Regions from separate parts of the Homo sapiens genome. Here region 2 is linked to region 1. Evidence: read pairs that join two places in POLR2A ChIA-PET (ENCODE). Cell type or tissue: K562. All regions are shown on one strand. Links, peaks and the distances in the headings refer to the core of each region. The heading gives the core; the rest is flanking DNA.

Evidence for each region. Peaks named below come from ENCODE experiments on the same cell type or tissue, not always from the same donor. Only the 100,000 strongest peaks of a DNase experiment are listed, where the experiment ranks them.
Region 2: POLR2A ChIA-PET joins it to region 1 with 5 read pairs; 3 of 35 experiments call an interaction of 5 or more read pairs at or near these places.

The regions. Positions count from the first base shown.
Region 1 is chr11:125,526,484-125,538,865 of GRCh38, reverse strand. No RefSeq gene overlaps it. Among named protein-coding and RNA genes, the nearest start is that of FEZ1, 36 kb to the right of the region's middle. RefSeq lists a silencer at 4,339-4,633 and a cis regulatory region at 5,722-6,195. In K562, for the core only: no CTCF peak of the experiment used is centred there; a DNase peak (open chromatin) is centred at 5,985.
Region 2 is chr11:125,468,789-125,481,170 of GRCh38, reverse strand. All of the region lies in intron 3 of FEZ1 (fasciculation and elongation protein zeta 1), which reads left to right. Among named protein-coding and RNA genes, the nearest start is that of FEZ1, 21 kb to the left of the region's middle. In K562, for the core only: no CTCF peak of the experiment used is centred there; no DNase peak of the experiment used is centred there.

The DNA of each region.
Region 1 (12,382 bases), core at 1,406-9,405:
TTGATCTTTGTTGGTTTAAAGTCTGTTTTATCAGAGACTAGGATTGCAACCCCTGCCTTTTTTTGTTTTCCATTGGCTTGGTAGATCTTCCTCCATCCTTTTATTTTGAGCCTATGTGTGTCTCTGCACGTGAGATGGGTTTCCTGAATACAGCACACTGATGGGTCTTGACTCTTTATCCAACTTGCCAGTCTGTGTCTTTTAATTGCAGAATTTAGTCCATTTATATTTAAAGTTAATATTGTTATGTGTGAATTTGATCCTGTCATTATGATGTTAGCTGGTGATTTTGCTCATTAGTTGATGCAGTTTCTTCCTAGTCTCGATGGTCTTTACATTTTGGCATGATTTTGCAGCGGCTGGTACCAGTTGTTCCTTTCCATGTTTAGCGCTTCCTTCAGGAGCTCTTTTAGGGCAGGCCTGGTGGTGACAAAATCTCTCAGCATTTGCTTGTCTATAAAGTATTTTATTTCTCCTTCACTTATGAAGCTTAGTTTGGCTGAATATGAAATTCTGGGTTGAAAATTCTTTTCTTTAAGAATGTTGAATATTGGCCCCCACTCTCTTCTGGCTTGTAGGGTTTCTGCCGAGAGATCCGCTGTTAGTCTGATGGGCTTTCCTTTGCGGGTAACCTGACCTTTCTCTCTGGCTGCCCTTAACATTTTTTCCTTCATTTCAACTTTGGTGAATCTGACAATTATGTGTCTTGGAGTTGCTCTTCTCGAGGAGTATCTTTGTGGCGTTCTCTGTATTTCCTGAATCTGAACGTTGGCCTGCCTTGCTAGATTGGGGAAGTTCTCCTGGATAATATCCTGCAGAGTGTTTTCCAGCTTGGTTCCATTCTCCACATCACTTTCAGGTACACCAATCAGACGTAGATTTGGTCTTTTCACATAGTCCCATATTTCTTGGAGGCTTTGCTCATTTCTTTTTATTCTTTTTTCTCTAAACTTCCCTTCTCGCTTCATTTCATTCATTTCATCTTCCATTGCTGATACCCTTTCTTCCAGTTGATCGCATCGGCTCCTGAGGCTTCTGCATTCTTCACGTAGTTCTCGAGCCTTGGTTTTCAGCTCCATCAGCTCCTTTAAGCACTTCTCTGTATTGGTTATTCTAGTTATACATTCTTCTAAATTTTTTTCAAAGTTTTCAACTTCTTTGCCTTTGGTTTGAATGTCCTCCCATAGCTCAGAGTAATTTGATCGTCTGAAGCCTTCTTCTCTCAGCTCGTCAAAATCATTCTCCATCCAGCTTTGTTCTGTTGCTGGTGAGGAACTGCGTTCCTTTGGAGGAGGAGAGGCGCTCTGCGTTTTAGAGTTTCCAGTTTTTCTGTTCTGTTTTTTCCCCATCTTTGTGGTTTTATCTACTTTTGGTCTTTGATGATGGTGCTGTACAGATGGATTTTCGGTGTAGATGTCCTTTCTGGTTGTTAGTTTTCCTTCTAACAGACAGGACCCTCAGCTGCAGGTCTGTTGGAATACCCTGCCGTGTGAGGTGTCAGTGTGCCCCTGCTGGGGGGTGCCTCCTCCCAGTTAGGCTGCTCGGGGGTCAGGGGTCAGGGACCCACTTGAGGAGGCAGTCTGCCCGTTCTCAGATCTCCAGCTGCGTGCTGGGAGAACCACTGCTCTCTTCAAAGCTGTCAGACAGGGACACTTAAGTCTGCAGAGGTTACTGCTGTCTTTTTGTTTGTCTGTGCCCTGCCCCCAGAGGTGGAGCCTACAGAGGCAGGCAGGCCTCCTTGAGCTGTGGTGGGCTCCACCCAGTTCGAGCTTCCCGGCTGCTTTGTTTACCTAAGCAAGCCTGGGCAATGGCGGACGCCCCTCCCCCAGCCTCGTTGCTGCCTTGCAGTTTGATCTCAGACTGCCGTGCTAGCAATCAGCGAGACTCCGTGGGCGTAGGACCCTCTGAGCCAGGTGTGGGATATAGTCTCGTGGTGCGCCGTTTCTTAAGCCGGTCTGAAAAGCGCAATATTCGGGTGGGAGTGACCCGATTTTCCAGGTGCGTCCGTCACCCCTTTCTTTGACTCGGAAAGGGAACTCCCTGACCCCTTGCGCTTCCCAGGTGAGGCAATGCCTCGCCCTGCTTCGGCTCACGCACGGTGCACGCACCCACTGGCCTGCGCCCACTGTCTGGCACTCCCTAGTGAGATGAACCCGGTACCTCAGATGGAAATGCAGAAATCACCCGTCTTCTGCGTCGCTCACGCTGGGAGCTGTAGACCGGAGCTGTTCCTATTCGACCATCTTGGCTCCTCCCTTCCATATTGAACTTTTATAAGAACATTAAAAAAAGGTTTTCTGCCAGGTATGGTGGCTCACGCCTGTAATCCCAGCACTTTGGGAGGCCGAGGTGGGTGGATCACGAGGTCAGGAGATCAAAACCATCCTGGCTAACGTGGTGAAACCCTGTCTCTACTAAAAATGCAAAAAAAAAAATTAGCCGGGCGTGGTGGTGGGCACCTGTAGTCCCAGCTACTCAGGAGGCTGAGGCAGGAGAATGGTGTAAACCCAGGAGGTGGAGCTTGCAGTGAACCAAGATCACGCCACTGCACTCCAGCCTGGGTGACAGAGTGAGACTCCATCTTAAAAAAAAAAAAAAAAAGGTTTTCTGTAATTTTTAAATTGGATTGGAAATTACCCAGATCCTTAATATCAATTAATAACCTTAGATTCTAAATTATATGGCAAGTTTGTTTATAAGCATTTATTTCATTACATTTACTTGATTATTTAATAGTTTATCTAGATTATTCACAACACTGTGTGTGATAGTCATTATTTAAAGTTATTTCCCTGTTAACCTTTTTTTTTTTTGAGACGGAGTCTTGCATATACATATACAGCATCGATCAGTATATGTAAGATGTATGTTGGTTTGGTCCAGAGCAGAAGGATTACTGGAAGCAGAAGCAGTGGTGGGGTGGGGGACAGGGTTGGAAGAAGCCTCCATGTCATAGATGGATTCAAAGATTTTCTGTTTGGCAATTGGTTGAAAGAGTTTATCTATAGACCTGGAATCAATAGAATGAAGTGTCTGGGTTAGGATAAAAGGTCATGGAGATCAATATTCCTTTTATGCAGATGAAGCTCCCAGGCAACAGGCTTCAGAGATAATAGATTGTAAATGTTTCTTATCAGACTTAAAAAGGTGCCAGACTTTTGGTTAATTCTCTCCTGGATCAGGAAAAAGACCTGGAAAGGGAAGAGGATTCTGTACAGAATGCAGATATCCCCGTGAGAGACAGCTTTACAGGGCCATTTCAAAATGTGTCAAAGAAATGTATTTTAGGGTAAAATACTTCAATTTCTTTCAGGGCCTGCTATCTGTTATGTGATGCTATAATAGAGTCAGTTTGGCATTTAGTGTCTTATCGTTACAAAGAATCTGTTTGATGTCAGTCTTAGGATGACAGTCTTAAGATCTGTGTCTTAATGTTAATGTTGGTCAGTTGTCCCTGAATTTCAAAGGGAGGAGGGTACAATGAGGCATATTTAACCCCCCTTCCCATCATGGCCTGGACTAGTTTTTCAGGTTAACTTTGGAATGCCCTTGAGCAAGAGGAGGGGTCCATTCCACTGGTTGGGGGGCTTAGAATTTTACATTTGGTTTTGCAAGAGTCTGTTTTTAAGCTGGGAGAAAATAGAATATTTTTATAAAAGGAAAGATCCAGAAACAAAGGAAAGTTGAAGAAATCAGGATGATAACCTAGAGGAAGATTCTTGAAGAGGTTTGAGAGAGGATAAAATTAAAAGTTCTGTGGAGTCTTTTCTATTTCTTAAGGCAAGGGGTGGGGAATTTATCAGAAATGGAGATTCTAAGGATTGACAGCAGAGATTTTGATTTAGTATATCAGGGATGGAACACAGACATTAACACTTTAAACCAGCCCTCCATGTCTTTGCTACATAGGTAGTCCAACAGTGCTCTGAGGCAGTGATAAATGCAGAAAGGGTAAAGTGCTTGGAGTAAAAGGATTTTTGTTATCATCCTTGATTTGCCCTTTTACTTACCATCAGGAAGGCTTTGTGTTTCTCGTTTTGGTTTGGTTTGGTTTATGTTGTTTTAGTGCCCATGCATCATATACTGTGCAAGCCTCTAGAAAAGGTTATTTAATTTCTCCAAGCTTCAGATCTTCATCTGTAATAATATTATCTGCCCCAGAGTAATGCTGAGAATCAAATTAAATTATATATGAGGCTATCTTCTTCTTCTGGCCAAGATGTAGTAACAGAGACTAGATTTACCCTCCTACAGGAAACAACTACAAAAACCTGACAACATACATGAAATAATAGTTTTCAGATATTGGACATCAGGTGATAGAGGACAGCGATCCCTGAGATGGGAGAAACAAATGAGATGATCCCTACTTCTGCCCCATCTTACTGTATGGAAGATACAGCACAGAGAGTGGAAACCCAGGTGGAACCTAGCAGTCTCCCTGAATTTACAAGATGGAATTGGGAGTCTTGGGAGGCAAGGTGGCTTAAGTTTGCAGGGCAGAATGCTGAAGAGGAAAGAGTGCAGAGATAGGGGTGGAAGCTCCAAGATCATGTCTTCAGCTGAGTATACATCAGTGTAAGCATATGAGGAAACTACCTTAGTTTGAGGAAGAGACACTAAAATGATTCAAGGAAATAATTCCTAAACTTCTCAAAGAGCTAGGAATATTTTGCATTTCCATAAGCCAGAAAGGAAATATATATATCATAATTATGTATAATAATTTTATACATCAATTATAATTATTTAAACAGGGTCTTACTCTGTCACCCAGGCTGGAGTGCAGTGGCATGAAATGGCTGACTGCAGCCTTTACCTCCCAGACTCAAGCAGTCCTCCCACCTTGGCAGCCCGAGTTGCTGAGACTGTGGGCATGGGCCACCATATTCAGCTAATTCTTGTATTTTTTGTGGAGACAGAGCTTCACTATGTTGCCCAGGCTGGTCTTGTACTCCCGGGCTCAAGCAATCTGCCTGCCTCAGCCTCCCAAAGTTCTGGGATTACAGGGATGAGCCACTGCACTTGGCATATATATACATAGATATACACACACATATACATATATATATATAATTAGTAAATGATATTGTTTAAAATAATTCCTAAAAGAGTATTTCCTCAGGACTGGGAAAAATTAGTCTTGTAATAAAGGCTGCTCTGGTCCTCCCTAACAAAGTTTAAACATCATCCCCATCCTTGAAAGTAAGTGTTCCAAGCAAGTTAACTGTATCCCTGAAAAAAAGCTCAAGAATATGTATATAAATATAAAAATATCCACCTCCCAACAAGAAAACATTCAGAGCATCTTACATTCAACCAAAAATGCCCAGACATGGAAAAATCAGGAAAATATGACATATAATGAGAATAATCAATCAATGGAAACAGATCTGTAAATGACACAAATGATATAATAACTAAAGGCATAAAAGAGTTACTTTAACTGTATTTCATATGTTTAATAAGGTAGAGAAAAAATGAGCAAGTTAAATAGACTGGAAGGTTTTTAAAGGTCCAAATTGAATTAGAGACTTAAACTACAATGTCTAAAATGAAAAATATGTTATTCATTCAGAGCAAGATTCTGTCTCAAAAAAAAAGTTTTTAACTTCTTTTTTTCCCACTTTTTTGGGGGATATCAGCTCCAGCTTATTGAGTTAATGGCACTTCTCAGTTCCTAGTATACTCCCCTCCCTTTCTGTGTCCTTAACTATAAAATGTTCCAAGTGTGTGATATATGTCCATTTTATTGGAGTATCTTCTCGTGAAATGTGAACTCTTTTATGATATGTATATATTTTTAATTTATATAAATTATGCTATAGGTCTCAGCTTGTTTCTTACTTTTTTTCACTCAGCAGTGTTTTGAAGATCATTCAGGTTGATATGTGGACGTTTAGTTCACTAATCTCATTGCTGCCTAAGGAACCAGTTTGTCCTGACAGTACTGCAGGCCCCAAGGAACCCTTAGAGCATTATCTGTAAAGTCAGATGTTTGTAGGCCCCAGAGCAGATTAACTGGGTGGAGATGCAAGTAGTTGCGGCCATATGGCAACGCAGGACATGTTGCAAGACAACCAAATTCTTCAAGAGAGGCCAGGAATCAGGATTTTTGCAAGAAATCTCCTGATTTTTTCAATGTTGGAAAAACTGAAGGTCAAACAAAATATTTCTGCAAGCTCAATTTAGCCATTTTCTAACCTTCACATTAAAACATTTGAATCAGAGAATGAGATCAGATTTGTGTTTCAAAAATTAAAGAAAAGATGGACTAGAATAGAACAGAGGAGTCCAAAGATCATGAGTTGAGGTATAAATATGATTGAATTGAAGGGCCTATGGGCCGTTAAGGTGAAGATTATTGGAAACACAGACCTATCTTCCTGAAAATGTTGTGAGGAGTGGGGATTTTTTACGATATAAATCATTATTACATAGATTTGGGCATACTGTGATTCAAGTTAAAATGTATAAGTCGGCTGGGCACAGTGGCTCACGCTTGTAATCCCAACACTTTGGGAGGCTGACGTGGGTGGATCACCTGAGGTCAGGAGTTTGAGACCAGCCAGACCAATATGGTGAAACCCCATCTCTACTACAAAAAAAAAAAAAAAAATTAGCTGGGCGTGGTGGCGGGCGCCTGTAGTCCCAGCTACTCGGGAGACTGAGACAGGAGAATTGCTTGAACCCAGGAGGCAAAGGTTGCAGTAAGCTGAGATTGCGCCACTGCACTCCAGTCTGGGTGACAGAGTGAGACTCCGTCTCAAAAATAATAATAATATAATGTATAAGTCATAATGTTGACATTTTAAATATATTTAAAATATTATTTTATATATTTGTTCTTTCATTTAACAAAACATATCAGTAAAATTCATACTCATAACTTTGCACAAGTGAAGTTCTATGCTTAAACACTTGGCACATTTTCTTTTGTAGTAGTTAAAACTGTGGTTTGGTGTCAGACTACTAAGTTAAAATCTCTGAATTATTGACTATATGTATATCTTTGGATAAGTTAGTTAACCTGTCTTTGTTTTGGTTTTATCATCTGTAAAAAAAAGGCTCTTTTAAAAGCTGACTTCTCAGGCCAGGCACGGTCTCACGCCTGTAATCCCAGCACTTTGGGAGGCTAAGGCGGGTGGATGTAGGCAGATCATTTGAGGTCAGGAGTTCGAGACCAGCCTGGTCAACATGGTGAAACACCGTCTGTACTAAAAATACACACACACACACACACACACACACACACACACACACAAATTATCCAGACGTGGTGGCGCATGCCTGTGGTCCCAGCTACCCGGGAGGCTGAGGCAGGAGAATTGCTTGAACCCAGGAAGCAGAGGTTGCAGTGAGCCGAGATCACTCCATTGCACTCCAACCTGGGTGACAGAGCGAGATCCTGTCTTAAGAAAAAAAAATTAGGCCGGGCGCAGTGGCTCATGCCTGTAATCCCAGCACTTTGGGAGGCCAAGGTGTGCGGATCACCTGAGGTCAGGAGTTTGAGACCAGCCTGGCCAACATGGTGAAACCCCGTCTCTACTAAAACTACAAAAATTAGCTGAGATCGCGCCACTGTACTCCAGCCTGGGCAACAGAGCGAGACATCATCTCAAAAAAAAAAAAAAAAAAAGTGACTTCTCATGGTACTAGCATAAAGACAGATATATAGACCAATGGAATAAAATAGAGTCTGAAAATAAACCTTGCATGTAAAGTCAGATGATTTTCAACAAGGTACCAAGACCATTCAATGGGGTAAGAACAGTCTTTTCAACACATGAGGCTGGGAAAACTGAATATCCACATGCAAAAGAATGAAGCTGGACCTCTACTTTACACCATATACAGAAATTAAGTCAGGCCAGGTGGAGTGGCTCACACCTGTAATCCCAGAAATTTGGTAGGCTGAGGCGGGTGGATGGCTTGAGCTCAGGAACTCGAGACCATCCTGGGAAACATGGCGAAACTCCATCTCCACACACACACACACACACACACACACACACACACACACAAATTAGCCAGGCATGGTGGTGTTCACCTGTAGTCCCAGCAACTCTTGCGGCTGAGGTGGGAAGATCACTTGAGCCAGGGAGGCGGAGGTTGCAGTGAGCTGAGTTTGTGCCACTGCTCTCCAGCCTGGTTGACAGAATGAGACCCTGTCTCAAAAAGAAAAAAAAAAAAGTCAAAGTGAAACAAATACCTAAATTTAAGAGTTCAAACTATAAAACCCTAAGAAGAAAACATAAACTAAAAACTTCATGACATAGGATTCTACAATAATTTTTTAGATAAGACATGAAAAGCACAGGCAGCAACAACAAAAATAGATAAATTACCCAATCTCTATTAAAAAAAATACAAAAAAATTAGCCAGGCATAGTGGCGGGCACCTGCAGTCCCAGCTACGCGGGAGGCTGAGGCAGGAGAATGGCATGAACCCGGAAGGTGGAGCTTGCAGTGAGCCGAGATCACACCACTGCACTCCAGCCTGGGCAACAGAGCAAGACTGTCTCAAAAAAAAAAAAATAGATACATTGAACTACATGATAATTTAAGACTTGTGCATCAAAGGACACTATCAACAGAAAAGACAACCTATGGAATGAGAGAAAATATTTGCAAATCATGTGTCTGGTAAGGGGTTACTATCCAGAATACATAAAGAACTCTCCCAACGTAACAACAAAAAACAAACAACCAGAGTAAAAAACGGTCAAATGACTTGAATAGACATTTCTTCAGTAATGACCAATAAACACATGAAAAGATGCTCAACACTACTAATTATTAGAGAAATGCAAATTGAAACCACAATGAGTTACCACTTCACTCCCATTAGGATGGCTACTATATAGATAAACAACAATGACAACAACAAAAACAAAACAGAAAATGACAAGCATTGACATGGATGTGGAGAAATTGGAACCCATGTACATTGCTGGTGGGAAGGTAAAATGGAGAAGCTATTGTAGAAAACACTATGGTGCCTCCTCAAAAAATTAAACATAGAATTACCCTATGATCCAGCAATTCTACTTTTAGGTGTATACCCAAAAAAAGTGAAGGTAAGAATTCAAACAGATATTTGTGTCTGTTCATAGTAGCAGCATTATTCACAACAGCCAAAATGTGGAAACAACCCAAGTGTCCACTAACGATGAATAGAGAGATGAAATGTGGCACATACAAGCAATAGGATATTATTCAAGGAATTAAAGCCTTTAATTTATTTTTATTTTTTATTATTTTTTTTTTTAGAGACAGAGTCTTGCTCTGTCAAACAGACTGGAGTGTAGTGGAAGAATCATGGCTCACTGGAGCGTTGACCTCCTCGGCTTAGGCAATCCACCACCTCAGCCTCCTGAGTAGCTGGGACTAGAGGTGTGCACCACCACCTCCAGCTAATTTTTAAATTTTTCTTTTGTAGAGACGGGGTTTTTCTATGTTGACCAGGCTGGTTTTGAACTTCTGGCCTCAAGCATTTTTCCTGCCTCAGCCTCCCAAAGTGCTGAGGTTATAGATGTGAGCCACCGTGCCTGCCCAAAGCCTTTAATATTATTAAAGAAATTACAGCCTGTAGAAAAAGCAAACTGTTTTCTCATCTGCTGTTTTCACATCTGCTCTCACATCATACCATAAAAGACTTCTGTGATCTCTCATCACCAAGAAATGAATGGAGATTTCTCCCCACCAACAACCAATCAATTAGTTCTGCAGCAGGGTCTTCAGCTGACACCAGCTGAGTATCCTCTAATTCAATTCAATTCTGACGCTGTTTACCTGGAGATGGCATTAGATCCCACCGGTTGAGGGCTCAGTCCCGCAAGACTGCCCACTACTTCTGATGCCAATTGTAAGCTCCATATTGTTTTACTCGTGCTTCTGACCAGTCAACAATACATTGGGCTTCCTAAAACACTCTCAATGGGTTTGATTTATTTGCTAAAGCAGCTCACAGAACTCAGGGAAACACATTTACTAGTTTATTGTAAAAGACATTACAAAGGTTACAGATAAAGGGATACATACGGTGAGTTATGAGGGAAGGCACATGGTGCTTCCATGCCCTCTCTGGGTATGGCACCCTCCAGGAACCTTCATGCATTTAGCTATCCAGAACATCCCCGAAGCCACCTGTTCTGGGTTTTTATCGAAGCTTCATTGTGTAGGCATGATTGATTAAATCATTGGCCGTGAGTGATCAACTTGACCTTCAACCCCCACCCCTTCCCAGAGGTTTGGGGGTGAGGTTGAAAGTCCCAACCCTCTAATGATGCTTTGGTCTTTGCAGTGACCAGCCCCCATCCCGAAGTTACCCAGGGCCTGCCAGTCACCAGTCAACTCATTAGTATACATAAAGACACTGATGTCTTTGGAGGTTCCAAGGATATTAGGAGTTGTATGACAGGAGACAGGGACAAAAACCAAATATATATTTCACAGTATCCCATAAAGCCTCAAAGGAATTGGAAAAGAAATTCTGATCCATGCTACAATATGAATAAGCCTTGAAAATATTTTGCTAAATGAAAGAAGCCAGACACAAAAGGACAAATATTGTATGACTCCTTTATTTTTTTGAGATGGAGTCTCGCTCTGTCACCCAAACTGGAGTGCAGTGGCGCGATCTCGGTTCACTGCAAGCTCCGCCTCCTGGGTTCCCACCATTCTCCTGCCTCAGCCTCCCAAGTAGCTGGAACTACAGGCACCTGCCACCATGCCTGGCTAATTTTTTGTATTTTTAGTAGAGACGGGGTTTCACCATGTTAGTCAGGATGGTCTCGATCTCCTGACCTCGTGATCTGCCCGCCTCGGCCTCCCAAAGTGCTGGGATTACAGGTGTGAGCCACAGCGCCCAGCCCTGTATGACTCCTTTTATATAGGGTAGCTAGAATAGTCAAATTCATGGAGACAGCAAGAACAATGGTGGTGTCCCCAGGGCTGGGGCAAGGGGGTAATGGGATGTTATTGTTTAATAGCTACAGATTTTCAGTTGGGGATGATGAAAAGTTCTGCAGATGGATAGTAGCACTGGTTGTACAACAATGTGATGTACTTAATGCCACTGAACTATATACATTTTAAACTGGTTAAAATGGTAAAATTTTATGTTATATATATTTTAACATAGTTTTAAAAAAAAGAACAACAACAACAAAAAAACAAAGACAGGGATAGTGGCTCAAGCCTGTAATCCCAGCACTTTGGGAGGCCGAGGTGGAGAGATCCCTCGAGGTTAGCAGTTCGAGACCAGCCTGGCCAACATGGTGAAACCCTGTCTCTACTAAAAATACAAAAATGAGCCAGGCATGGTGGGGCATGCCTGTAATCCCAGCTACTCGGGAGGCTGAGGCAGGAGAATTGCTTGAACCTGGGAGGCAGAGGTTGCAGTGAGCCGAGATCACACCACTGCACTCCAGCCTGGGTGACAAACGGAGACTCCATCTCAAAAAAAAACAAAAAAAAAAAAAAAAAAAAAAACAAAACTAATAGCCATTTCCCAAACATTACCAGCCCAATTTGTTGATAGCATGATGCTGAGTTTACTGTTTACCATAGTAAGGAAGAACACCACCTGAACAGAGCTTTGGGAATTCTCAGAAGGGGAAGGTAAGACCAAAATTTATTGATCCAGTAACTGGCCACTGAATATTAAAAATTTTTTTATTGAGAATTAGAAGTTTGGTTTAAGGCATTTCTTTCAATACAGGGTACTAGATAAGGGTTGAGTAGGAATCATAACACAACTGTAGGAGTGGAGGGAATGTTTCCCTCTCCCTACAAAGGTTTGACTCTGCTGAAATTAAATGACAATAGATTAACATGAGAAAAGGCATACAAATTTATTAATGTGCATAAGAATGGGAGTCATACAAAATATGAGACTCAAACAAGGACAAGATTGTTGAGGCTTAAATAACCTCTTCAGGGGTGTGCAGTGGTATACACCTGTAGTTTCAGCTAATTGAGAGGCTGAGGCAGGAGGATCCCTTGAGCCCAGGAAATGGAGACCAGCCTACACAGCAAGATCCTGTCTCAATAAATAAATAAATAAGAAAAGTTGCATGCTGGGCTTAATACCTAGGTTGATAGGTGCAGCAAACCACTGTGGCACACGTTTACCTATGCAACAAACCTGTACATCCTGTACGTGTACCCTGGAACTTAAAAATTAAAATTAATAGAAAAAGAAGGAAAGAAAAAAGCAAATCCTCTTCACAGGGGAGAGGAAAGATGTATAGATAATTTTGAGGGGTGGTAAATGATTTTCAGTGAAACTTAATGAGCCCAAAGAACAGACAATGGTCTGGGACAAAGTTCCTCTGAGTTCTGGGGGAGGTGGTGGCAAATTTTTGGAAGGTGAGGG
Region 2 (12,382 bases), core at 2,997-10,996, 59 kb after region 1:
GACATCCAGTATATCTGAAATGATAGGAATGGTCATCTATAGAAAAGCAGAAACACAGATCACTTCTATTAGGTTGGTGCAAAAGTAATTTTTTTTCTGCCATTACTTTCCTTTTTTTTTTTTTCTTTTTTTGAGATGGAATCTCGCTCTGTTGCCCAGGCTGGAGTGCAGTGGCACGATCTCGGCTCACTGCAACCTTCGCCTCCCGGGTTCAAGGGAGTCTCCTGCCTCAGCATCCCGAGTAGCTGGGACTACAGGTGCATGCCACTATGCCTGGCTAATTTTTTGTATTTTTAGTAGAGATGTGGTTTCACTGTGTTAGCCAGGATGGTCTTGATCTCCTGACCCCGTGATCCGCCCGCCTTGGCCTTCCAAAGTGCTGGGATTACAGGCGTGAGCCACCACACCCAGCCTGCCATTACTATCAATATTTCTAACCTGTGTACTACAACATGAAAAATAAAGTGGCCTGAAATAAGAGGAGGAAACTGTCATGGCTTCTCTTGGGTTCAAATAATGGTGGTTTAAAAAAATCAGGTTTTCTCATCTTAAATGAACAGTTCAGGCCGGAAATAAGAGGAGGAAACTGTCATGGGCTTCTCTTGGGTTCAAATAATGATGGTTTAAAAAAATTAGATTTTCCCATCTTAAATGAATAGTTCAGGCCCACAAAAACAGTGCTGAGAACAAGTGCTGACGGATCTTGCACTTGACAATGGCCAGAGGTGGGGCCCAGATATTAGCAATGTAGCCACACAGTGGGGAAGAAGTCTCTCTTTTTTTCTCAGACAGGGTCTCACTGTGTCGCCTAGGCTGGAGTGCAGTGGCACAGTCTCGGCTCACTACAGCCTTGACCTCCTGGGCTCAAGTGATCCTCCAGCCTTACCCACCACCCCCTCCCCGAGTAGCTGGGACTACAGGCATACGCCACCATGCCCGGCTAATTTTTGTATTTTTTGTAGAGATGGGATTTTGCCATGTTACCAAGGCTGGTTTCAAACTCCTGAGCTCAAGCAATCCACCCAACTCGGACTCTCAAAGTGTTGGGATTACAGGTGTGAGCCACCATGCTGGCCTAGAATTGTTTATGAAACTCAACCAAGGGGACGTTTATGTGTCTGGACCAGAGTCACACTCCATGAGTTACTGACTCCAAGGGAGAAAGTAGCTTAGGGGCTTCTGAAAAATAAAGATGATATTTATTTTGAGTTGATTTGCAAAGGCCATAAAGGGGGTGACCTTTCAGAAGATCCAAATTGCCCCTCCTATCTGAATCTACATATGGAATGGTTTCTTAGTCAGTTTGGGCTGCTGTAACAGGATACGTTAGACTAAGTAATTTATTAACAACAGAAGTTGATTTTCACAGCTCTGGTGGCAGGGAAGTCCAAGATCAAGGCACTGGCAGATTCAATATCTGGTGAGGACCTGCTTTCTGGTTCACAGACGGCACCTTCTCACTGTGTCCCCACATGGTAGAAGGGTCTAAAGTGCTCCCTTGGGCCTCTTTTAGAAAGATACTTGTGGGCATCCCACCTCCATGATATCATCACCTCCACAAGGTCTCACTGTCTAATACCATCACTTTGGGCATTAGGATTTTAGCATATAAATTTGGGGGGTGGGACATAAACATTCAGAGCACAGCAAAAGATAAAATCATTTAATGGCTCTATGTTAAAAGCAAATTTCTGCCTCACTTGGTTTTCTAGTTTCAGTTGTGAAGGAAATTTGACAATTTATCGTCAGGAAGGGCTGTCACAGCCCTGCAGGCTCAGCAAGTGATAGAGTTGGATGGGTCTAATCTTTCTAAGTGTTTCAGAATTGAGTCCAAGTAAAAGAGCAAGAAACAGATTCCCCTTACTCGGCAATATATTTGTAGATTATTGCTCAAAATAGCACAGCAAAGAGATCAGCAGTTGACTGATTTGTTGAAAATGTAGCCATATATATCCTTCTCCATTTTTCTAGTAATTAGCAATCTAAGGTACTCAAAACCTCAAGGCTTCATTGACGGGAGCAAGTGAGATGATGACTTTGAGACTAAGATTTCCTGCAAGCCTCCTCAGCACAGACATAGGAGGCTGTGTCTCAGGTCCTGTTTTGAACTCTCGGCTGTGCATGTTCTCTTGTAATGCTTACAGGTATGATGCTTAGTACTTACCCAAACCGCAAAGAAGATGGAGGCAATAATGGAATAAATCTAGTTACTGAAATTAAATCAGGTCCGTCATGGTACAAAAGGCAGATTTTGCTTTGTTATCTCTTTTGACACCTTTCCAACTCATTTTGTGAATTAAGCCAAAGGATATATAAGATAGCCTGCCCTTCAAAAGGGCTTTAATTTATCCTCATTTCCAGATTTCCCTCAAGAGGGTTAATATTTCAGGGCAAACTGAATGACCCTGAGAAGGATGATCTTGAGCTCTGTTCCTTGTAGTATTTCTTCTATCTAACCCATGGGAAAAGGACAGGGTAGCAAAAGTAGATGGATTAAGGCTGTTTTATTTCATCCTCTTTTATTATCTGGATTAATTACAGTAGGAGCTCTATTAACTGCCCTAAGTTTAAACGATTTACCAGATTAACCAGTGCTCTGTATTCCTTCTGTAAAACATACGACCAAAAGCGCTTGGCATGCTGAATGTGCACAGCTGTGATGCTTCTCTCTAGTGAGCACTCATACCTCCACTTAAGTGGTCCATTTAAAACAATTTTTTTTATTTTTTGAGATGGTGTCTCTCTCTGTTGCCCAGGCTGGAGTGCAATGGCGCGATCTTGGCTCACTGCAACCTCCGCCTCCCAGGTTCAAGCAATTCTCCTGCCTCAGTTTCCTGAGTAGCTGGGATTACAGGCATGTGCCATCATGCTCAGCTAATTTTTGTATTTTTGTAGAGATGGGGTTTCACTATGTTGCCCAGGCTGGTCTTGAACTCCCAACCTCAGGTGATCCACCCGCCTTGGCCTCCCAAAGTGCTGGGATTATAGGTGTGAGCCGCCACACCTGGCCAAGTGGTCCATTTTTAAGAATCAGTTGTCCCCAAACCTGTTTGTGCTGTCCTTGTGACTGCACTAAGAAATTTAATTAAATATTGTACCAACTATTGAATTGTGACTGCAAAGAGTGTCATTTTTTGTTAAAATCAAAGTAACACGTCTACATAGTTTAAAAAGTTAATTAATGCTTTGAAAGTAATGCACTGTAAGTGCAAGACAAAACAACCACCCAAAACAGTAGACCCCTGCCTTCTTGTCTTTCCCTACTCCATACAGGCAACTGCTTGCATTTCTTTTAGCTGCCTTTTTTTTTTTTTGCATAAAGCTCCACTTTTATAGTGGGGCCATGCGGGGCCACATGGGGAAGCTCCAGTGTCCCCTGGAGGCAGAAGGAGCCAGGGGAGAGCCAGGCCAGTGCCTCAGGAATGGCGAGATGGGGTAAACAGTTTAGGACTGGCTAGTTTGAGTAATTTCTGCAAGCTGTAAACACTAGGGATGGTCCTTAGTGCCTAGTACCTGACTCTGGGATGACTAAGGAAGAGGACTCTGCCTCCTGGGATGTAAAGGTCAGGTAGAGGCGGCAGGGCTTGGCTTTGGTTAGTTTGCATATAGAAGGCTTGCTGAGCCCTTTGCTATCTCTAAGAATTGGCTAATTTTTTGTGTGTGTGTGTGATGGAGTCACACTCTGTCACTCAGGCTGGAGTGCAGTGGCACGATCTCGGCTCACTGCAACATCCACCTCCCAGGTTCAAGCAATTCTCCTGCCCCACCCTCCCAGGTAGCTGGAATTACAGGAATGCACCATGACGCTCAGCTAATTTTTTTTTTTTTTTTGTATTTTTGGTAGAAACAGGGTTTTGCATATTGGCCAGGCTAGTCTTGAACTTCTGATCTCAAGTGAGCCGCCTGCCTTGGCCTCCCAAAGTGCTGGGATTACAGGTGTGAGGCACTGTACCCAGCCAGAATTGGCTAATCTTGAAGGTACAGTCTATCCCCACCAGAAAGATCTTTAAAATGTTAAAAATCATAATTTTCAGAAAATTAAAAAGTATAAATAACACAATGCTTAAATAAATCAGATACTATATTGTGTCAATTCCATGTTTTTTTCTTGAAAACATCCCAGTTAGTACCTTTCATCTTTCTGCTACAAACTGGTCTGGTCATTCGCTAGATCAGCTGCACAGCTGCTGTCCTGAGAACGTCCTTCCCTTCATGCTGGGGATTCTTTTGTCTTCCACTCCTGTCTTCTGGTTACCATATTTTAAAAATCTTTCTAGATATAGTTCCTTGTTTTGGTGAAAAAAACCAACAACAAACCAAACTATTCAGCATATTTTTGAGAAAGGAGTACAGAGGAAATGGTTTTTAGGATATATAAGAATATTATTATTTAGCATTCTGAGGGCTTTGTTCTCTTCTAGCATTAGGTCGTGTTGAGAAACCCCAAATCTGTTCCGATTCCCAGTCCTTCTTTTTAGGCTGACTCTGTTCTCCATCTTTAGATTCCTGCTCCTTTATTATATGACTTTTTTGGTTCTTTCTGGAAGCTTTTAGGATGTTCTTTTCCTTTCTCATTTGAAATTTTACAATAATGTGCTTTAGAATGAATTTTTTCCTTCATTATGTTGTCCTCAGTGAGTCCTTTCAACATAGAAGCTCATGACTTCAAATTGTGACGTTTTCTTATTATTTTTTCTGAAGATTTATTATTTCTATTTACTGCCTCTGTGGAGATGATTATATAGCTTTTCTCCTTTATGATGTTAATGTGATGAATTTCATAAATTAATTTGCAAATGTCAACTCAACCATGCATTCTTGAGATACACACAACTTCATCATGATATATTATCATTTTATTTTATTCTGTTTTTCCCCCCATATCGTAATTGAAAGGTAATTGGCATATAATGAGCTGCACATATTAAAGTGAGCAATGCGGTAAATTTTGACATCTGCATATATCTGCGAAACCATCACCACAATCAAGATATTCAACATATTCCTCATCCCTCTCTCTCACCGCCCAATCTCTGGGCAACCACTTATCTGCTTTCTGTCGTTGTAGATTAGTTTTCATTTTCTAGAATTTTGCATGAATGGAATCATGCAATATGTACATTTTCTTTTGTCTGGCTTATTAAACTCAATGTAATTAGGTATTCATCCATGTTTTTAAGTATAGCAACAGTTCATTTCTTTTTATTGTTGAGTAGTATTCTGTTGTATGGATATATCACCAGCGGCTTATTCATTCGCTTATAGATGAACAGTTTTTTTTCTACTTTTTGCATATTTCAAATGAAGCTGCTGTGAACATTTTTCTGTAGGTCTTTGTGTGAACATATGCTTCCATTTCTCTTAGATAAAAACCTATGTGTGGAATGGCTGAGTCATATGGTAGGTGTATGTTCAACTTTTTTTTTTTAGCTTTTATTTTAAGTTCAGGGGTACATGTGCAGGTTTGTTACATAGGTAAATTGTGTCATGGGGGTTTGTTGTACAGATTATTTCATCACCCAGGTATTAAACCTAGTATACATTGGTTATTTTTCCTGATCCTCTCCCTCCTCCCACCCTTCATCCTCCAGTAGGGCCCAGTGTGTATTGTTCCCTTCCGTGTGTCCATTTGTTCTCATCATTTAACTCCCATGTCTAAATTTTTAAGGAACTACCAAACTGTTGCCCAGTTTGAGAGCTGTAATTGTCCCATATTCTCACTAACACTTGTTATGGACAATCTTTAAAATTTAGACATCTTCATGGGTAGTAACAAAATTGATACCTTATTTCAGTTCTAATTTGCTTTTCTCTAGTGACATAGAATATTGAGCATCTTTTCAAGTGATTATTTACAATGTGTGTGTGTGTGTGTGTGTGTGTGTGTGTGTGTGTATTTTTGAGACAGGGTCTTGCTGTGTTGCCCAGTCTGGAGGGCAGTGGCTCAATCTCAGCTCACAGCAACCTCCACCTCCCGGACTCAAGCAATCTTCACACCTCAGCTCCCCAAGTAGCTGGGACCATAGGTGCACACCTCCACACCCAGCTAATTTTTGTATTTTTAGAAGAGATGAGATTTCACCATGTTGCCTAGGATGGTCTTGAATTCCTGAGCTCAAGTGATCCACCTGCCCCGGCCTCCCAAAGTGCTGGGATTACAGGCGTGACTGTGCCCGGCCTGTATGTTTTCTTTGGTGAAATGCCTCTTCAAATCTTTTGTGCATTTTTTTAGTACATTGTTTGTGTTCTTAGTATTGAGTTGTAAGAGTTTCTTTTTTTCTTTGAGTTGGAGTCTTGCTCTGTCACCCAGGCTGGAGTGCAGTGGTGCAATCTCAGCTCACTGCAACCTCTGCCTCCCAGGTTCAAGTGATTCTCCTGCCTTAGCCTTCTGAGTAGCTGGGATTACAGATGCACACCACCATGACTGGCTAATTTTTGTATTTTTAGTAGAGACGGGGTTTCACCATGTTGGTCAGGCTAGTCTCGAACTCCTGACCTTGTGATCCGCCTGCCTTGGCCTCCCAAAGTGCTGGGATTACAGGCATGAGCCACCGTGCTTGGCCATAAGAGTTTCTTATAAATTCTAGATAAAAATTATTTGTTGAATGTATGTTTTACAAATATTTTCTCCTAGTCTATAGGTTGCCTTTTAATTTTCTTAACATTATCTTTTGAAGAGCAAATGTTTTTTAAATGTGATGAAGGCTGAGTGTGGTGGCTCAAGCTTGTAATCCCAGCATTTTGGGAGACTAAGGTGGGCAGATTGCTTGAGGCCAGGAGTTAAAGACCAGACTGGGCAACATAGTGAGATCCCCTCTCAAAAAGAAAAATTAGGCCGGGCGTGGTAGCTCATGTCTGTAATCCCAGCACTTTGGGAGGCCAAGGTGGGTGGATCACGAGGTCAGCAGATTGAGACCATGCTGGCTAACACGGTGAAACCCTGTCTCTACTAAAAATACAAAAAAAAAAAAAAAAAAAATTAGCCTGGCATGGTGGCACGTGCCTGTAATCCCAGCTACTCAGGAGGCTGAAGCAAGAGAATTGCTTGAACCCGGGAGGCAGAGGTTGCAGTGGGTTGAGATTGCACCATTGCACTCCAGTCTGGGCAACAGAGTGAGACTCCATCTCAAAAAAAAAAAGAAAAGGAAAATTAAATGTGATGAGGTCCAATTTATTGATATTTTCCTTTTTATACTTTGTGTTTATGTTGTATTTAAGAAATCTTTGTTAAACCCAAGGTCACTAAGATTTTTTTCTTAAGTTTTCTTCTAGAAGTTTTATAATTTTAGCTCTTGTATTTAGGTCTATGATCCATCTCAAATCAGTTTCTTTCTGTTTTTTTTTTTTTTTTTGAAATGGAGTCTTGCTCTGTTGCCCAGGCTGGAGTGCAGTGACTCAATATTGGCTCACTGCAGCCTCCACCTCCCAGGTTCAAGCAATTCTTCTGTCTGTGCCTCCTGAGTAGCTGGGATTACAGGTGCCTGCAACCATGCCCAGCTAATTTTTGTATTTTTAGTAGAGGCAGAGTTCTACTATTTTGGCCAGACTGGTCTTGAACTCCTGACCTCAAGTGATCCACCCGTCTTGGCCTCCCAAAGTGCTGGGATTACAGGTATGAGCCACTGTGCCCAGCCTTCAAATTAGTTTTGTATATAGTATGGAGTAAGGGTCAGGGCTCATTTTTTAAAATTTTTGATTCCCAGGTTGCTGTTTCCCAGGTTGGTCTTGAGCTCCTTGGCTCAAGCCATCCACCTGCTTCAGCCTCCCCAATTGCTGGGACTACCGAGGCACTCCACAGTGCTGGGCTTCAAGGTTTATTTTTCTGCATATGGCTATTCAATTATTCCAGTACCATTCATTGAAAATCTTATTCCTTCCCCATTAAATTGTTTTGGCATCTTTGTTGAAAATCAATTGATCATGTATGTGCGGATCTACTTCTGAATTCTTTTTTCTGTTTCAATGATATATATATGTGTGTGTCTTTTTTTATCATCCCTAATTTATTTTAAAATGTGTCTATCTTTATGCCAATCCCACACTGTATTGATTGCTGTAGCTTTATGGTAAGTCTTGAAATAAAGTAATATAAGTTCTCCAACTGTGTCCTTTTTTTTTCTTTCCAAATTTGTTTTAGTTATTTTAGGTTATTTACATTTCCATATAAATCTTGGAATCAGCAGATGAATTTTTGCAAAAAATCTTGCTGGAAATTTGACTTTGATTGTGTAGAATCTACAGACCAATTTATATATGTAGATCAATTTATCATGTTAATGTGATGAATTACATTAATTGGTTTTCAAATATTAAACCAGCATTTTATTTTAAAATAAACCCCACTTAGTTATGATATTTTATCTTTTTTATATAATGTGGGATTTGATTTGCCGATATTTTATTAAAGATTTTTGCATCATGTTCTTTTTCTGAAATTTTATTTTGTTCTAATGTCATAAAATAAGTTGGAAATTATCCTCTCTATCTCTACTTTGTGAAAGAATTTGTATTACATTGGTATTATTTCTTCCCTGAATGTTTGATAGACTATACTAGTGAAAGCATCTGGGCCTAGGGTTTTCTCTGTGGAAGATTTTCAGTTACAAATTCAATTTTACTGAGTCAGGTTTGATAAGTTACATTTCTCAAGGAATTTATCTATTTAATCATTGAATGTATTGAACATTCATTTGTTTATAATTTTGTTTTGTTATTGAAAATGTCTGTAAGATTTATAGTGATGTTCCCTTTTCTATTCCTGACATTGTTAATTTGTGTTCTCTCTCCCTCCATCCCTCTCTCACTCTCTCTTGTCAGCTGGTCTGTGGGATTATCACCTTTATTAATCTTTTCAGAGAACCACTTTTTATTTCTTTGATTTCCTTTATTGTTTGTTAACTTTTTAGTTTATTGATTCCCTCTCTTAGCTTTATTACTTCCTTCCTTCTACTTAGTAGGAGTTTAATTTGCCCTCATTTTTTTAGCTTCTTAAGGTAGGAAATTTGATTATATTTTAAACTTAAAAAAACTTAAAGCTATAAAATTCCCTTTAAGCACTGTTTTAGCTGAATTCTACATATTTTGATTGGGTATGTTTTCATCATTCAATTAAAAACATAGTTTCTAATTTTTTCTTGCAATTTCTTCTTTAACCCATAGGTTATTTGGCAGTTTGCTGCTGAATTTCAAAGTGCTTGGGAGGTTTTATAGCTATCTTGTTAAAAATTGATTTCTAATTTAATTTTGTCAGAGAACATACTTTGTATGACTTAAATCTTTTAAAATACGTTCAGACTGATTTAGGGTCCAGCATATGGTACGTCTTAGTGAATGTAATATATGCCATTGGAAATGATGCACATTCTGCAATTGTTGGTTGTAATGTGCTATAAATGTCAACCAGGTTAACTTGGTTGATAGTATTGTTGAATTCCTGTGTTCCAAATGATATTTTTTGTCTGTTTATTCTATCAATTAATGAGAAAGGTTTATTAAAATCTCCAACCATTGTTGTGCATTTATTTCTATTTCTTTAGTTCTGTTGATTTTTGTTTTATATATTTTGAAGCTCTGAGTACATCTCCCTGATGAGTTGACCCTTTTATCATTATGAAATGTCATTCTTTCTCTGTAATGCTTATCTTAAAATCTACTTTGTTTGATATGAATGTAGCCACTTAAGCTTTCTTATGCATACTGTTTGCAAAGTGTGTGTGTGTGTGTGTGTGTGTGTGTGTGTATCTATCTCAATCCTTTTAGTTTCTGCCTATCTCTGTCTTTTTATTTAAAGTGTGTTTTTGCAGGTAGTGTATACTTGGATCTTGTTTTTATATTCAGTCTGACAATTTATGCTTCTTGATTATTGTGTTTAGTTTATTTGCATAGTGTGTAGTCCATTGACATTTGGCATAATATTGATAATTTGTGTTGGAGCGTATTGTCTTCATTTCTGATTGTCCCATCTGGTTTTGTTGCTGTTTTGTTGTTCCTCTGTTCCACACTTTTTGTCTTCTTTTGGGTTAATCAAATATTCTTTGGCTTTGCATCTTATGTCTTCTGTTGGATTTTTATCTATACCTTGTCGTATTTTTCTTTAGTGGTTTCTCTAGGGGTTACACTATACATTATTAATTAATCATAGTCCATTTAGAATTAATATTGTACACTTTACATAAAATGTAAAACATTTGTCACAGTATAAAGTCTATTCCTTCCATCTTTTGTGCTATAATTGTCATATATTTTATTTCAATCTACATTATATACTCCACAACACAAAGTTATTATTTTTGCTTTAGACAGTTAGTTGTCTTTTAAGAAAATCAAAAGAAGGAAAAAAAAGATACTTTTAAAATATTTACCTATGTATTTATCATTTCTGGCATTCCTTATTTTTTCCTGAAGATTCTGATTTTCTATCATTTCCTTTCAACCCAAAATGCTTTTTATAGCATTTCTTTTGGTGTAGAGCCACAGGTGACAGATTCCTTTAGCCTTCATTTATTTATCTCATTTATTTCATGTTTTTCCCTTCTTTCAAAACACACAGCCTTGCACTGCCTGTGTCCAGTGCCTGAAAACAATTGGCTCATAGATTTTGTCCAGATTGTAGTTGTTTATGGTAGGAGGGATAAGTCCAATACCAGTTACTCTGTCATGGCTGAAAGGGGCCATCTCTTCTGTTTTTGCTTTCTAGAATTCCTTTTATTCAAGTATTGGACTTCTGAAGCTGATCTTCTGAATATTTTTCCCCGCCCATAATTCTATCTGCTTATTTTGTTTCACTCTCCAGGGAACTTTCTCAGCCTTCAGCTCGATGGAAAAGTCTAAATTTTCTATCATACCTTTAATTTCTAAGAGCCCTTTCCAGTTTTTACAGAATTTGTGTGTTTTTAAAATTTTTTTCTGGTCTTAGTAAGTGTACATCTTTGTAGTTTTTAAATGAATTCTGATAAATAGGACACATTTTGAGGAAGCAAGGTGTTCTGTTATCCTTCTGAAGGCAGGTATAGCAGTTTCTTAGAAGAGGTTTCTTCTGCTCTCTCTGTTGCTTTTGATTTCTCTTCTCTATACATTTTCATCTTTCATGTTGGGGGCTATTCTCAAATGTCTGGCAATCCTTGAGCATCTTTTCATATTTAAAAGTGAGGCTTTATGGCCAGGCATGGTGGTTTACTCCTATAATCCTAGCACTTTGGGAGGACAAGGCAGGGGGATCCCTTGATCCTAGGAGTTTGTGACCAGCCCCATCTCTACAACTCTACCAAAAAACAAAAACAAAAAAAACAAAAAGGTAGCCAGGGGATGGAGTGCACTTGCAGTCCCAACTACTTGGGAGGCCAAGGCAGGAGGATCACTTGAGCCCAGAATTTTCAATACCAGCCTGGCCAACACAGTAAGACCCTGTCTCTACAAAAAATTAAAAAAAAAAAAAAAAGCATTAGCTGGGCCTGGTGGCATGCACCTGTAGTCCCAGCTACTTGGGAGGCTGAGGCTAGAGAATCGCTTGAGCTTAGGAGTTTGAGGCTACAGTGAGCTATGATTACACCATTTCACACCAGCCTGGGCAACAGAGCAAGCCCCTGTCTCTAAAAACATTAATTTTAAAAAAAATGGCTGGTGATAGCTCACGCCTGTAATCTCAACACTTTAGGAGGCCGAGGCAGGTGAATTGCTTGTGCTCAGGAGTTTGAGACCAGCCTAGGAAACATGGCAAGTTCCCCATCTCTACAAAAAATACAAAAGTTAGTTGGGCATGGTGGCATGCGCCAGTAGTCCCAACTACTCAGGAGGCTGAGGTGGGAGGATTGCTTGAGCCGGGGAGGCAGAGGTTGCAGTGAGCTGAGATCAAGCCACTCCCCTTCAGTCTAGGTGACAGAGGGAAACCCTTGGAAAAAAAGAAAGTGAGGCCCTAGAAGGCTATGGGGTCAGGGCTTGTTTCCTGCTGGATCACAGTGCCAGTAAGGACCTATGCGTCTTGTTCGGAGATCTTGACAGTTGGCATGTATTTGTAGACTTATAGCATCCATAGAGAGGTGTTCTCCAATGGCTTGATGGACAGAATAAACCAGCTGCCAGTGTCCTTGGAGCCTACTCAGGGAAGGAGGCCAGAGGTCTGTCTGGTGAGTCATTCTGTAGAGTCTTACATCCTCTCTCTGTTTTTGGTGAGAACCCTCACCCTCACTTTTAGGTGGCCTGGTGCTCTGAGTCCAGAACCTCCAGTTCAACCTGCTCAGAGTGAAGTCTACAGTCCTTTTGAGCTGAGAGGATGCAGTCCCTTTTTATCTGGGTTGGAAGAAGACACTTGGGTCTCATTATTCTTGATGAAGAATACCAGCAAATCTTCCTTACATAGCCCCGCCATGCTGCCCCTCGGGGTCTG